Linked DNA regions of Mus musculus: region 1 is linked to region 2. The links are chromatin loops, found by intact Hi-C in ENCODE. Cell type or tissue: left cerebral cortex. All regions are shown on one strand.

What was found. Hi-C counts contacts between places; a loop is a spot of excess contacts. Peaks named below come from ENCODE experiments on the same cell type or tissue, not always from the same donor. Only the 100,000 strongest peaks of a DNase experiment are listed, where the experiment ranks them.
Region 1: it touches region 2 in a loop (7-fold over the local background); 33 of 42 quality-filtered maps call a loop at or near these places.

What each region holds. Positions count from the first base shown.
Region 1 is chr4:126,732,198-126,740,197 of GRCm38, reverse strand. It overlaps Tfap2e (transcription factor AP-2, epsilon), which reads left to right and starts at 3,929. Exons shown (of 7, transcript NM_198960.2): 1 at 3,929-4,233; 2 at 4,546-5,028; 3 at 5,547-5,598. The coding sequence starts at 4,207. In left cerebral cortex, no CTCF peak of the experiment used is centred here; no DNase peak of the experiment used is centred here.
Region 2 is chr4:126,597,008-126,605,007 of GRCm38, reverse strand. No RefSeq gene overlaps it. Among named protein-coding and RNA genes, the nearest start is that of 5730409E04Rik, 8.8 kb to the left of the region's middle. In left cerebral cortex, a CTCF peak has its summit at 4,437 (motif pointing left); DNase peaks (open chromatin) are centred at 2,684 and 4,426.

The sequences.
Region 1 (8,000 bases), 140 kb before region 2:
CCAGATCACACTGGGAATTGTTAAAACAGATTGCTGGACTCCACTGCAGAGTTGCTGAGTCAGAGGTTCTGAGGTAGAGCCCAAGAACTGGCATTTCTAACAAGTCCCCAAATGTCACTCACTGGCAATGAGGGACTAGGTCTATGAGAAAGAGAGTAAGGAAGCTTCAGGCTCAGAGAAAGGGGGCCACGTGTTCTCTGAGGCACCCGCTCAGTCTCTTCCATGCCGGGTGCTGATTGATTCTAAGTAGAAACACTCAGGCTTTGGTGTGGTGTTTCATGCCTGTGATCCCAGCACTTTTGCAGCGGAAGCAGAAAGTTCATGAGTTCTAGGCTAGCCTGAGCGACATAGTGACACCCTATTTCATAAGCAAAAACAAACACAATCACAAACAAAGAAAATTGGCAAGGTTTAAAGTTGAAGCATGGGGTATCATTTATGGTGCTACAGAATTCAGGAGGATAAGCAGGTAAGGATTGGGATGGCAGGAAAGATGTGAGTTCAGTTTCTCTTGCAAACTTTGAATAGCTTCAGGAGATGTCTGCGGGAAGCGGGTGCGCCCGCCCGGCAGGCCCGTGAAACCCACTCGGTTACTGCCTTGCCCGAGCATGCGCAGTGAGGCTGCATGCGTGGGCTGCAAACTTTGAATAGCTGCAGGAGATGTCCTAAGGCAGAGGCTTTCAACCTTCCAGGTACTGTGACCACTTAGTAATACAGTTCCTCATGTTGTGGTGACCACCCCAATCATAATTTTTTTTTAAAGTATAGAATAGTTAATTCAGGGCATGGGGAGGGAAGTTGAGAGGGTAATGGGGAGGGGGGAACAGGAGGGAGAGGACAGAGAGAGCAAGAAGACCCATAAAATTGTTTTATTGCTACTTAAATAACTGTAATTTGGCTACTGTTATGAGTTATAGTGTAAATATTTGTGTTTGCTGATGGTGCAACCCCTGTGAAAGCATCATTTGATGCCCCTAAAGGGGTCACAACCACAGGTTGAGAACTGCCGTCCTCGGGGATAGTTCAGTTGGCATCAGTGTGTATGCTTTTGGGTTTCTAATCAGATTGACAGACTGGGAAGGACACATTTGGGGGTAACAGGGAGACAAATGGTCATTAGACTTGGGAGGGCAATGAGCTTGGGCCTGAATTGGGGGGGGGGGCTGATGAAATGGTTTAGCAGGTAGAGGCACTTGATACCAAGCCTGGTGACCTGAGTTCAATCCCCAGAACCCACGGTATGAAAAGAAAGAACCAAGTCCTCATGTTGTCCTCTGACCTCCACGTGTGCATGTGTATGCACACGCACACACACACACACACACACACACACAGAGGGGGGGGAGTTTAGAAATAATGTAGACAGGAAGAGACAGAAGCTGCTAAGCCTGAACAACTAACATTAAGAATGGATTTCTTGGGGGCTGGAGAGATGGCTTAATGGTTGGGTGCACTGGCTGCTCTTCCAGAGGACCTGGGCTCAGTTCCCAGCTCCCACATGACAGCTCACAACTGTCTGCTGATGATGAGAGGAGGTGAAAATACAAAGGAAAGCGGGCAGAGTAAGAGGAGCTGGTGGCAAGTGTGAGGGAAGCCAGTGAGGCAGAGACAGAGCCCATCCCGGCCCGCCCGGCAGAAGAGCAGAGGGGAGGGTCCTCAAGCTAGGTCCAGGCATCATTCGCATCCCTCATCGTGGTTTCTGGACCTTCCCCACAGGAGTCTACCAACTTGTGAGCAATGCACTGACATCTATCTCTGAGACTCATTTCAGACGTCTCACGACTGAGGTCAAGGGTCTAGGGTGAGGGAAGCAGGCACAGACATGGATAACAAACACACACTCACACCAGATCTTAGATGCATCCTGAGGAGGAAAGCTGCACAGCTGTGGATAACAAAGTCAAACTCACACCAGATCTTAGATCTGTCCTGAAGAGAAAGGCTTCACAGCTGCCCCCATCTGCCTCCCCCGCCATCATAGCTGCTGGTTCCGGCCTCTGGGAAGCTCTCAGGGATGAATCCTCGGATACTAGCTAGTTTCATCCTCTCCTCACAGCCCCCACAGCCCCATCCCATGTGTCATGGCTGAAAGAAATCCAGCCTCGGCTTCGTTCTAGCCATGTGCCATCTAGAACATAGGTTAATGTTCTAATCTCTCAATGGTATCACTTTTACCTTCTCATCTGTTTCTTCACCAGAAAGAAACAGAAGGTGGCAGCGATTCCTCTCCACTAGTTTTTGTTGCAGAAACAGAACTTGGAGAGGAAGCCAGACTTGTCCAGAATTACACAGCCTCTGAGGAGTGAGACTAAATTTTAAATGCCTGAGTCCAAGACAGGAAAGAATAATGATCCTGAGAACAGAGAAGGGCCACCCCAGCACTGCCACTGAACTAGTTGTTTGACCATAGGCCAGTAAGTCACCTAGCCTCTCTGTGCCTTGTTCCTCACTTGAAAATGAGGGTGACAAAGGACTTGGTGAGTTAGGAGACTCCATATTAACGGTGTGTGGTGAGTGGGCACCGTGACCATTTCTATCCCCTCCCTATTTTCAACATGAAAAAGAAAACATCTTTCTGCTTTTTATTAAGATTTATTTATTTTATGTGAGTATATTTTTGCTGTCTTCAGACACACCAGAAGAGGGCATATGATCTCATTACAGATGGTTGTGAGCCACCACATGGCGGCTGGGAATTGAACTCGGGATCTGTGGAAGAGCAGTCAGTGCTCTTAACCACTGAGCCATCTCTCCAGCCCTCTGCTTTTTAAATTCTCATTGTCATTAGGATTTCTCTCACTTGCCTTTTCTTAATCCCCATCTCTGCTTCTTAGGACAGACGGGTTAAATTTTGGAAGAAAGAAAAGGGATTGGTAGTGGTCATTAGGGCATGTTTGACAGAGAGAAAGAGAGAGAGAGAGAGAGAGAGAGAGAGAGAGCACCTGCCATGGTGATGGTGACACACAAATGCGTAGACTGTGCCTAGGTGTGACAATGCACCCCTTCCACCCTGTGTCAGTATTTTGGCCTCTTCTTAAGTGCAGATCATGCCAGACTCCTACTCTCTGTGCCTAGGTGGTGTCCTCAGCATCCAAGGATCCTGGCTTGGCATTGAGGATTACCAGCTTAGAAAGTCTGAGAGAAGTCAGCATTTTCAGAGCGTTTTTTGGATCCAAAACCATGAAAGAGAGGTTGCTAACACCCCCTCTCTCATTCTCTCTCTCTCTCTCTCTCTCTCTCTCTCTCTCTCTCTCTCACACACACACACACACACACACACGCACACACACACTGACACAAGTATGCACATAAACTGATGGGCTTGAGTTTGCCACTCACCGGTGTATTCCACACTCACCCTTGGGTGGTCAGAGAAAAGACCATTTAACAGGGAAGAAAGCTGATACCAGAAACAAGGAATGCTTTGCTCAAACTCAAAGGCGAACGCGTACATTTGTTTAAGCATTAATTTTAAAAGATTTAGAAGGGAGTGGCGAGATCGTTTATTGGGTTAATTCATTGACCACGAAGCCTCAAGACCTGAGTTCGAACCTTCAGGACCCACAGGATGGAAGCAAATAACTGACTACTGCAAGTTGTCCTCTGACCCGCACATCGGGCACACGGGTGAGCCCTTCCACTAAATAAGTTAATGTAATAAGCAAATGTAAAGAGAAAATTCACAGACCCGAGCGAACACAGACCCCTGAGTTGCATTCCAGCCTCGAATCCCATTTGATCGCAGCTGCAAGCTTGGAGGCCAGAAGGAGCTCACATCAGCTGGACTCGAATTCATTCACTCCTCACCCCACCGGTTCCCACCAGAGCCACGCCTCCCTTTCCGCAGCCAAGGGAAAAGGCTGAGATAGGCCATAGCTTGTCTCTTTAATGCGCGCCCCCAGAGGCCCGAGCGCGCCCCCGCCGCTATAACTAGAGTGCATGGAGCAGGCTGAGCTCAGAGGGCGGGCGCTGGGCACCCGTTGCCCGACTTTTTTCCAAGTGCCATCAGCTCCCGTCTGGCCCATTTCCATGGACGCTCCCGCAGGCGTCCCCCGCTGAGTACCCCGTACCTTCTGGACTCCCGGCAGACTTACCCCCAGCTTCCAGACGGTGATCCCCGTGGGCTGTAAGGGCTCCCGGCTCTCGCCTCGCCGTCGAACGAGGGCTGTGTCTCCGCCACACCTCACGCCCCACACTACCCGCCCCATGTTGGTGCACACATACTCCGCCATGGTGAGTAGACTCGGGTCCCGGGCACACTGGGCAGAGGGCATCGAGGAGCCTGGCTGCTGAAGCCTCCAAACCTTCTGCCCCCCACCCCCGCGCCAACGAAATCGCGAAGGTAGGGGACCGTAGGGCCTCTTGGCAGCCCAGGAAGTGGTGGCAGAGACCCGTACGTGGTTGGTCTCCAGCCTGGGGCCGCGGCGCCCGCGGGGCCAACGCCGGTGGACAGCTGCAGGACACCCGCGAGCTGGAGGGGACCTGGCGGGCTGGTGTCTTTTCGGCCGCTCATGGGTCACCTAACGCACGCCTCCCCTTCTGCAGGAGCGCCCCGACGGGCTGGGCGCAGCGGCTGGCGGGACCCGCCTGTCGTCCCTGCCCCAGGCGGCCTACGGGCCCGCGCCGCCACTGTGTCACACTCCCGCCGCCTCTGCCACCGCGGACTATCATCCTCCTTACTTCCCGCCGCCCTACCCTCAGGCGCCGCTGCCCTACGGCCAGGGTCCCGACGCCACCGCTGCCTTTCCGCACCTCGCCGCTGACCCCTACGGCGGCCTAGCGCCCCTGGCGCAGCCGCAGCCCCCGCAGGCCGCCTGGGCCGCACCCCGTGCGGCCGCCCGCGCCCACGACGAGCCGCCGGGCCTGCTGGCGCCACCCGCCCGCGCTCTGGGTCTCGACCCGCGCCGAGACTACGCCGCCGCGGTTCCCCGGCTCCTGCACAGCCTGGCCGACGGCGCGCACGGCCTGGCCGATGCTCCCCTCGGTCTTCCAGGATTGGCGGAGCCGCCCGGTCTGGAGGAATTGCAGGTAAGCCCAGAGTGAGCCACGGTGGGTCCCGATGGGCAGCGATTTAGCATCCTGGCTGGAAACAAAAAAGTAACAAAAGTAGGAGCCCGGCTCTTCTCCCAGGTGCAACTTTCCATCTCTGCCGCTAACAGGGAGTCTTCCGTTAGATGCTGTCTGGCCAAAAGATGGCCTCGAACTGTGCCTGGGTGGCAGCAGCCCTCGTGGAATCACTTCTTTCTCTCCCCACTGTAGGGTTGAGCCATGGTGGGCATCCATACCCAGTCCCAGTCCGCAGGGGCAACCTGGGCCGGGGTTAGGAGAGGCACAGGAGTGGTCTATCTAAGGCAAGGCAATCATCCAGGCAGTGCTGCAGCTTAGACGCATATGGTGCTGAGCCCAGGCTATTCCTGGTCACGCCTGTCCCCCGGTAGCCGCCTCAGGCAGCCGGTGGTACGCGTAGGGCGGAGCAGACATGGACTAGGGGTAGCTGGGCGACTAGGTCCATACGGACCCTCACTGCCATCCTCTTCTATTTGCAGGCGATAGATGACCCTGGAATGAGCCTCCTGGACCAATCGGTGATCAAGAAAGGTAAGGAATGGTGTGCGACTTCCAGGGCAGAGTCAGGCCCTGGGTGCTCAGACCCATTTTCTTTCTCCCTGGCTGTTGTTTCCTGTGCGTCGCCCGGCTGCGTGGCCACGGAACATCCTTCCTCGCCCAGGAGAGAGGCCATGGCGCTAGCTGGATAATTTGACTCAGGACTTTGCCGCCTGAGGTGGGCTCGCACTACCTAGGCTGCAGCTGCTTGGCCTCTCCTCTCTGAAGGAAGGGCGTTCTTGTGGATCTGGAGTCGATTTGCAGAACGAGTTAAACCACTTCCCTGTTTCCTAAGAAATGGGAAAGGGAGCACTGTTGCCACAGATTTTGTTCAATGGTTTCCACTTTTATTGAGCTTTAACATTTTGGAGCCTGGCAAATGCTTTCTGTTCCTTTCTTCTCAGCAGACCGGGGCGGGGAGGGAGGTGCTTCCATTTCCCCTCACCTCCCAGGGCAGAGGATTTTCTTTAAAAGCATTTAGGATTAGAAGAGATGACTAGCTTGGGACGGGCTGTGTGCTCCTGGAAAGGTCTGCTGCTTCCAGGACTGTCTGTGTCTCTGAGCTTAGGGTCCTGTGCACACTCTATGTTCCTTTTCTAGGCAGCAGTGTTTCTTGGGGTGTGTTTGCTGCTGTGACTGTATTCGTGATTTGTATCTGTGGGTGTTGTGATATAGTTTCTATTTGGGGGCTTCTCTGAATACCTAACGTGTGTTCTGGAATTTGTCGTTTGGTATTTGAGGTGTTCTAAGAATGTGAGGGCCTCTCCTTGGTCCGTTGGTTGTTGTTGCTGCTGCTGTTGTTGTTTGCCTCCATATTTGTTTGTCTTTTGAATTAGTCAAAGGCAGGAGTGGGAGACACCCCTTGAGTAGAGTTAGTAGAGTTTTGGGTCTGAAGACCGAGTTCTAACCATGCCTAGGAAAGGTAAGACAGAGGCAAATTAGACAGAAGCAGAGACCCAGACCTTGGGCAAGCTTCTTAGAATTGGGGTGGGTGCCCAAAGGAATTCAGAGGCTCATGGGAGCCTGTAGCGCCCAAGGGCAGGCACACCTCCCGCAGGATTTGGCTGGAGCTGTTTTTCAAACAAGTGAATTCAAGCCCAGGCTGTTTGCCCTGCCTAGGTTCTCAGGGGAGGCTTGTGGTGGGAGTGGAGCTGGTACAAGGGGCTGGACTTCCAGAACTAGAGCTAGGTATGGAGTTCAGGAGATTAGCGAACACACCTCCCAGAACTTGGTGAGGGATGTCTCCAGGAATCTGGGACTCTCAGGGAGTACAGGGAAGAAGAGGCCCATGACCCACCTCACCAGCGCATTGCTAGCTGCACTTTGTTGGGTTCCTGAACAGCTCTTGTTTTGACCCAGTCGAAGGGAAAGTTGGATTTGCCACTGGGCTCTTTGCAAATCCTCCAGATTCTGGCTCCTGTCCAGGCTTAAGGGCAGAGAACCCAGGTTCATTGACTCCCTAGAGAGACCCAAGCTCTACGTTTTAGGAAGGCACTCCAGTATCCCAAGGCAGAAGAATCTACTGTTGATCTGAGTGCTTTAGGTCTTGAGAGTTCCTTGTAGGTTCCCGGGGCTTGCCCAGACCCCAAAGTGCACACCGGGGAATGAGTTGAAGCACTCTCAGAAACTAAATCAGTCTGAGGCACTGCAGCAACTGTGGGAAGGGAGGGAACAGCCCGGGACAACCTGCGGAAAGAGGAGCCTGGATCCACGGCAAGCTTGGAGATCTGCTATCCAGCGGGCCTCTGAAAGAGAAAAGGGGTCCAATGCCCTGGGATAGCGGGCTCCCACGACCCACCCCAAGAGGAGCGGCTTTGGCGAGTCAGGCAGCTCTACCACCAGACCATGTTCCCTGGGAGAGCCTCGCAACACGCAGGTTTTTTTGTTTGTTCGGGTTTTGTTTTTTTTATTTTTGCCGGGTTCTAAACGGTGAACGTCGGACTCGACGCTTCGCCAGGTGGGTGGCCATAGGTGACAGGTTAGCTACTGCTGTTGGTACTCAGGCCCTTTCAACGTTATCGGGCGCTTTCTGAAGACTCTGGACACTGTTTTCTATGGTGAGCGACCGCCCACCGCCCAAACCCAACCTTGGCGAAAGAAACTCCCGCCTTGGTGAAAGAAACTCCCGCCTTGGAACCCTGAAGCGTCTCGGCGTGAAGGGACCTTGCGCCGCTAGGACTTGGGGTCCAGCACAGGAAACCCTTGCAGCCTCGGGTCCCCCAGCAGAAGAGACCCTCCTCCTAGGGATGTAGGGAAGCTTCGGGTGTCCATCTCACCAATATCGCATGGCACCGGAGCCTGGACAGCCTCACAGCCCAGATCTGCACATCTCCACGGACTACAGGCACTTGTCCTGGACCGGAGGAGGTAGGGGCGTCCCCGCCGCTCCACCCCAT
Region 2 (8,000 bases):
TGGCTCACAACCATCCACAACAAGATCTGACTCCCTCTTCTGGAGTGTCTGAAGACAGCTACAGTGTACTTACATATATTAATAATAAAATAAATCTTTAAAAAAAAAAAAAAGAAAAGAAAATGGAGTATTGGCCTGGCGTGGTGGCGCACGCCTTTAATCCCAGCACTCGGGAGGCAGAGGTAGGCGGATTTCTGAGTTCGAGGCCAGCCTGGTCTACAGAGTGAGTTCCAGGACAGCCAGGGCTATACAGAGAAACCCTGTCTCGAAATCCCAAAGTGGCCGGAACTTGGGGATGAAGCCGAGGTAGGACATTCGGCTGAAAACTCAGCTCACAATCCAGCCTGGGGCTGCAGGTTGGTAACTGGGGGAGTCCCTAACTACTACACTGCAGAACATCCTAGCCGTGGAGGATATACTTACTACTTGTGTTCACTTTCTTCTCTTTTCCTGATATCACCTGTCCACTTTCGCTGGCAGCTTTGGGAACTTGGACAAACATTTCAACCTTTTTACAGTAAGTATAAGGCTAGTGTGCCTTTTGAATAGTTGGACATAAGTTACCTGTGAACTTTGTTATTTGTGCTTCAAAACATAGGCACAACACTGAAGGATCTTTGACTTAAGCCCGAGAGCCCCAGGGCAGATTAGAAGGAAGATTGCACCCCAGAATTGGCTGTTCTTGGGAAAGGAAGGTCCAGGGAGCCTGTGACCTAGTTTTGTTCATCCCTTTTCCTCCACCTCTTAAAGGTAAAGGCCACCTTAGACTATCTCAAAGGGACTTTGTGACTTGGGTTAAAAAGTCAGCTGTTTTCTCAGATAGGAAATGAGAGTGGCCTACTTCTAAAACCAGAAGTTTTACACTTCTTTTTGGGTTTTGGTTTTGTTTATTGTCTTAGGGGCAGAAAAACAGTTTTTAGTGTTGGATGGGGTCCCAGTCAAAAACTCAGGGCCTCTTACATGCTAGGCAGGGACTCTGCCACTGAGCTGTGCTCCCACCCCTGGTGCTGCAGGCTTCACAGGAGCCACTAAGATGCCTGGGAATCACTCTCTATGTTCTGTGAACCAAAATTTTATTCCTGCCAGGCAGTGGTGGCACATGCCTTTAATCCCAGCATTTTCGAGGCAGAGGCAGGCAGATTTCTGAGTTCGAGGCCAGCTTGGTCTATAGAGTGAGTTCCAGGACAGCCAGGGCTATACAGAAAAACCCTGTCTCAAAAAACCTAAAAAAAAAAAAATTTTTTTTTTTTAATTCCTAGCTGGGGGTGGTAGCAGATGCCTTGAATCACAGCACTCGAGAGGCAGAGGTAGATGGATCTCTGAGTTCAAGGTGAGCTTGGTCTATAAAGCAAGTTCCAGGACACACACAGAGAAACTTTGTCTCAAAAAAAAAAAGTAATAAAGGAAATCAATAACCAAATATAGATTTTCTTTTTGTTTTTTAATCTTTTGAACAAGGTCTCACTATGTAGCCCTAGGAATGCACTATGTAGACCAGGCTGGCCTCAAACTCACCATGTAGATCAGGCTGGCCTTGCACTCACAGAGATTCCCTGCTGGGTTAAAGGCCAAGTGCCATCACACGCAGCCTATCTGAGATCTTCTCTCTTGATTTCTCTACCCCAACGGCTCATGAGAGGACACTGAGGAAGCCTTTATTTTTGTGTCTTGTGGGTTTGTTTTCATTTGTTGTGCTGAGGACTGAACTGGGGGACATCTTAGATGCTAAACCTCTGAGCTACACATCCATACTAAGGGCAGGTGTCATTCATTCACTCATTCATTCTTGTGGGGAAGGAAATGCAGGCACACATGTGCGTGGGACAACTTGCAGGGGAAGCCTGTTCCACCATGGATTCCGGGGAATGAAATTAGGACCTCAGAGTTGTACAGCAAGATTTAAAACAACAACAACCACCACCACCTCCACCACCAAACTATTACTCCATCTTTCCATCCCCAAGGAAGGTTTTTTTTTTTTCCCCTGGGACAGAGTTTCTCTGGGTAGCTTTGGCTGTCCTGGACCCAAAGCCTGCGGATGGTTTTAAAGTTCAGTGGGGCACAGTTTCAAACCCACTACACCACGAGAACCCCAGAAAAATGGATATTCTTTCTATCCCTACTCCCATACCCCAAGAGAAAAGGAACAAGGTTGCTGGAAACCATGGAAACTCTCTGTAACACCTTCAAGTAGTGAATATCTTTTCCCAACACCTTCCAAGAGATCAGAGAAGTCAAATCCACAGCCCGAGGTTGTGGAACAGCCCAGGGCCCACAGCGGGAGTGGCTAGATGAGAAACGGAACAGAAGGAGGAATGAGGGGAGGGGATGCCTGCTCGGTCTTCCTAAGCATACCCCTTCCTAGCAGCTGCTTCTGTAGGCTCCCTAATCCCCTTCCCTCACCTCCCTCACCCTATCCTCTGGCCGCCCACCTCTCCTCCACCCATCCCATTCATCAGTAGGAGAGCACCATATTAGTGCAGCGTTTCAGGGCCTGACAGATCCTTTCTGGGTGCCCCCCACATGTAACCACTTAACCCCTAGCACAAAAGGCCATGGTGAATGGGCTTGAAGCCAGTGGCTCGTGCGGAGGGGGAGGTCTCAATAGGATTTGGGGAGCTGGGTGTATAAAGCGCTCTGCTCCAGCAGCCCTCAATGGAGGAGCTGAAGTTAGGCATGTGCCGAGGGGAGGAGCCCGGCAGCTGCATCCCGCCCCTGAACAATGATTTATTCATTCTCTTGGCACGCTCAGAGAAAACAGGCTCCAGGGAACGCGGCCCCACAAATCGCCCTGGGCCTCAGCTAATTCCCACCACCATCACTGAAGTTCAGAGACCTCACTCCCAACCCCCATAATTCACTGCCTAATGCCTGAGGTTCCTCTTCCCTGTCAGGGAGGCTTCTCGAAGCCCTAGGTGGGGATGGAATGGGTCAGGCAGGTCTCCTCAAGTTCCTTCTGGTGCCCATCTCACAGCCTATAGAGACCCATGTATACTCCCCTCCCTAAAGTAAAGAAATAAAATTGCAAGGCGCGGGGAGGGGGGGGGAGAGGACGGGGGGGGGGAAGGCGGGGCAAAAAAAAAAAAAAAAAAAAAAGCAAGGCGCATAGGGTGGCTTGGTTTAGAACTGCCTGCACAGGGTAGGCCAGAGGAAGAAGCAGGGTGTTGAGTGGCTTAATCTAGATAAACTAATAGGCAGCAGGAAAGCCATAAAGGGTCGCTGGGTAAAGTGCGGGCTGCTAGCCAAAAGTTTTGTTCTTGCTGTCCCCACTCTTCTGCCAACTCACATTCCTGCAGCAGAATCTCTGGAAATGGTGGGGATTGAGAACCATAATAAAAATGGGTAAGGTCGCCGGGCAGTGGTGGCACACGCCTTTAATTCCAGCACTTGGGAGGCAGAGGCAGGCGGATTTCTGAGTTCGAGGACAGCCTGGTCTACGGAGTGGGTTCAAGGACACAGAGAAACCCTGTCTTGGAAAAAAAAAAAAAAAGTAAGCTCTAGGTAGACACGGTCGCCCGGGCTCCACGGAAAGAACCAATCCAATAAATAAATAAATAAATAAATAAATAAAACGTCACGTTTGTATCCCTTTTCATTCCTGAGGAATTCAATCTGTGAGCCCTTGAGGATGCTAGCCTTGGAGGTCATCAGAAAAGATGGGATTTCAGTGTTGGTGATGTTGATGGTCAGACAAGTAGTTTCTTTCTTTTTTTAAAAAAATTATTTTGCCTGCATGTATGTATGTCCCCTCTGTGAGTGCCTGATGTTTGGCTTTATAGTTGAAACCCTATCTCATAATATCAAGTACCCTTTGGTACTTGATATTATGGGTCAAAGGAGGGTTGTGAGCTGCCCTGTGGATGCTGAGAATTGAACCTGGGTCCTCTGTAAGAACATTCAGTGCTCTCAACCACCGAGCCATCTTTCTATCCCCAAGACCGGTAGCTTCAAAAACAAAATTATGACAAGCAAACCTGCCTTCCTGCCTTCATAGCTCATGTCACCAGGGCCAGACATTTAAAAAAATCATAATAAATAAAACTAAAAAAAAAAAAAATCAATAATGTTAGCAGAACAGGAGTGTCAGGTTGATGTGACCATCCTCAGACTGGCCCCTGGGCCTCTGAGCTCCAAGCTTGTAATTACCTTGTCACACAGAAAACAAATCTACTGTGGGCCTTCCCAGTGAGAGGTGGGAGAGCCCAGGCAAGGAGGTCGCCCAGTTGGGAAGGGGAGGAAAAAACAGGAAGACTGATTGATGCTCAGTGCTGGAGGCAAAGAGAGCTTGAAACTGACAAGCTAAAGCCTAGAGAACTCAGAAAGTTTTCTTCCTTCAGAAGGGCCCACACACCAGGGGAGAGGACACAGTGACGAGGATGGGACCCCTTCCTGGAAGCCTCAATGAGGTGATTACTAAGAGGCTGCTGCCCTCTGGTGGGCAAAAAGAGAACCCTCAACGCCACCAACGCTGAAATCATACCTTTTCCAGTGACCTCCAAGGCTAACATCCTCACAGCTTTAATTCCTCAGGAACGAAGGTGATAGATACAGAGTGTAGCACTCACTCGGAATGCTTACTAGGAAGTTCTTTTTGCAATGGCATGGAGTCACCAACCTTTAATCCTAGAACCCAGGAGGTAGAGCTAGGGGGATCTGTAAGACTACGTGGTCTGTGTAGTGAAGCTTGATCTCAAAAACAAACAAACAAAAAAGTGCCCTTGCTCTTTGACTGGGGGTGTACCAGAGCAATGCCTCAGCCCTGCATGGTAGTGCATGGTGCAAAGCTGTAATCCCAGCACTCAGAGAGCAGAGGAAGGAGGATCAAAAGTTTATAGCAAGTTCCAGGCTGGTGGGATGGCTCAGTGGTTAAGAGCGCCACCTGTTCTTCCAAAGGTCCCGAGTTCAAATCCCAGCAACCACATGGTGGCTCACAACCACCTGTAGGGAAATCTGATGCCCTCTTCTGGAGTATCTGAGGATACTACAGTGTACTTAGTTAGTGTTTTTTTTAAAAAAGTTTATAGTAAGTTCCAAGCCAGCCCAGGCAACATGAGACTCTACATCAAGCACACCAACAGGCAACCCCAGTTCCCAGTGAGATATTGGGCTCAGTAGCCGTGAAAACAGGAAAGAAACAGGATCAGGCAAAGGAAGCTGGGTGGTAACTTAAGCCTGTGGCAGTCTCAGGTCCCCATAGGAGCTCAGAGCTTAGAATGGCTCTTCTGAGTTGTCCCTACCTGATCTGAGCGGCCATGCCTTTATACACCCTGTCACCACTGCAAGGTGGTGTGGAAAGAGACCGGACCTTGCAGGGTGCCCTGTGGCTGAGACAAGTCTCAAAGGGTGAACACAGGAAGCTGTCCTCAGAAAGTTCCCAGCAGTAAAGCTTTTAGGGATGGGTTCACCCCACACACCAGAGCTGCTCACCAAACGTGTTAAATCGACCATAGGTTCAGCTTGAGCTACAAGCTCTGGGCTCCAGGCTCAGCGGGACAGTGTATCAGTCCCAGTTACTGGCCTGCTATGCTCTGAGCCTTGGGGACGCTCAGGCGAGCTTAATATTTAGATTGTGAACTCATTCACCCAGCTACCATTCACTGAGATTTCCTGGGCCAGGCCTGGAGGCAGACAATTTCCATTTTTTCTATTTAATCCTCACAACTGTGGAGCGAGCATTAAGTCAGATTATTCAGATGAGATCAAGTTATTAAGTGGCTTTCACAGTCCAATGACACTTTAAAAAATGATACTCACAATGGGACAAGTGTTATTTCTGCTGTCAAGGATTCTTCAGGCCACAAAAGGCCTTGGCTCTGTTCTGCCTGTGTGTGCCCTCTGAATAGGATGGTTTGAGGTTTGCAGTCAGAGCATAGCCTCGGCTGTAGCTAAGAGCTCTGTTCCACAGGCCCTGGCTTCAGCTCTTTCCTAACAGTGCCACTTCCCAAAGGTAAGAGAGCCACAGACTGGCATAAGTCACTGACAGCCAGGAGGAAGCAAGGGTCTGCATTCCAGAAACCCCTCAGCTCCCTGTATCTCTCGCTGATCTCTCTGTTCTGTATAATATGACAAAGACTGGGGAAAGAAAGCCATCAGCTGCTGCTGTGACAGCCCTGACTTGTTTTCATTCTTGGTCAATTAAGCCTTTCCGACCCTGGTAGTGTGCCTTTGTAAATCCAGAACTTGGGAAGCAGAGGCAGGTGTGGGAGTGTGAGGCTAGCCTGGGCTACACAGGAGACCATCTCAAAAAACAAAACCAGAACCTTTCAGCACACCCAGGCATCAACAGCAAGTAGTTTCCTCATTTTAGTTTCAATTAAGACGAGGGGAGGGATATTATAATTTCTTTCTGAAAATGACTGGAGACATTTACTCAATACTTCTCTCCTCCTCACTACACACACACACACACACACACACACACACACACACACACACACACAGAGTCTTCCCTCCTGGGCTCCCAGAACCTAATTTTTCACGTTTAGAAAACCCAGATGATTTTTGCCTGGGTCCATCTGGTTTTCCAAATAACCTGTCTTTTTGATAAATAACGTAAGTTAAATTAGACAAGACAAACAAAGAGAGGGGCGAACAAACAGCTTTCCCCCCTTCTCTCAGCCTCTGAGAAAAAGAGGGGGCTGAAAAGCCCAAAGCACAGTGCATGCCCAACCAGGCCCCAACACTTTCAACCCTCTGGACTGGGCCCAGTACTTCCCCAGCCTGGAGCCAGGGGCAGCTCTGTCACCCCACTGCTGGCCTGCTAGACCACCAGTCATAAGAAAACCCACCACATGCAGTGTTTCATCTGAACATTAGCAAAGAACCCAAGTGTTCGACCCCAAAGCTTCCTCCAATCACCCTTAGGCTGTGGCTACTTCAGAAGCCTCTTCTCATTATGTACCCCACCGCAGGGAAGGACGAGATCAATACACTGAAAATGAAAAACCTTTAAGGTGAGAGAAGATGGGAAGAAAGAGGGGACTGGCGGGCCACGGGTAAAACTAAGATGCTACAACTAAGAGACTGCCTTGTTCTCAAAAGGTTGGGAGACTGACGCCAGCTACACACAAAGCCAGGCCTATCTCCCTGGTTCACTGGGAGAGCCCTGGCAATACCCATAGGCCTCCATTCCTACACCTGTCAATGATTCAATACAGCACTGTCATTGGCTGCTGGATCAGCCCCATGGGCTGGGAGACTGAAGAGCTTTGCTGAGGGTGGCTTCCTCTACCCACAGCGCACCCAGGCATCAGCCCTAGCCCTTCCTGAGCAGCGTGTTAGATATGCAGTGTTAAATATGTATAATCATGCCACATTCCATTATACCTTTAGACCAACCATAGCCCAGTGAGCTGCATAGTTAGTGTCCATGAGCATCCTCTGGTTGCTGGGTAAAGTCTAGAGAATGATTTAATCTAAGGTCACACCACTTGTAAGCTAGAGTCTCACAGTCATCTCTACTACTCCATCCTACACTGGAAAGCTTTGTAAGCCAGCCAGGCATGGTGGCTCACACCCTTATCCTGACACTGTGGAGGCTAAGAGAGGAGTGCAGTAAGTTTAAAGCTAGCCAAAGCTACACAGCGAGTCTAGGCCAGCTATATTGGGCTATACTGTTACATTCTTACCTCAAAAATACAAAAACAGGAGACCTGACTGATGGCTTAGGTAGTTCACAGCCGGCATGTGGGTGCTGGGAACCAAACTCATGAAGTGTTCTTAACTGCTGAGCCTGATTAGCAGGTTAGTGGTGGCGCACGCCTTTAATCCCAGCACTTGGGAGGCAGAGGCAGGCGGATTTCTGAGTTCGAGGCCAGCCTGGTCTATAGAGTGAGTTCCAGGACAGCCAGGGCTACACAGAGAAACCCTGTCTCGAAAAAAACTAAAAAAAAAAAAAAAAAAAACCAAACAAAAAACAAACAAAAACTAAAAAAAAAAATTTACACGTATGTATGTATGTATGTATGTATGTATGTATATGAGTACTCTGTTTGCATGTA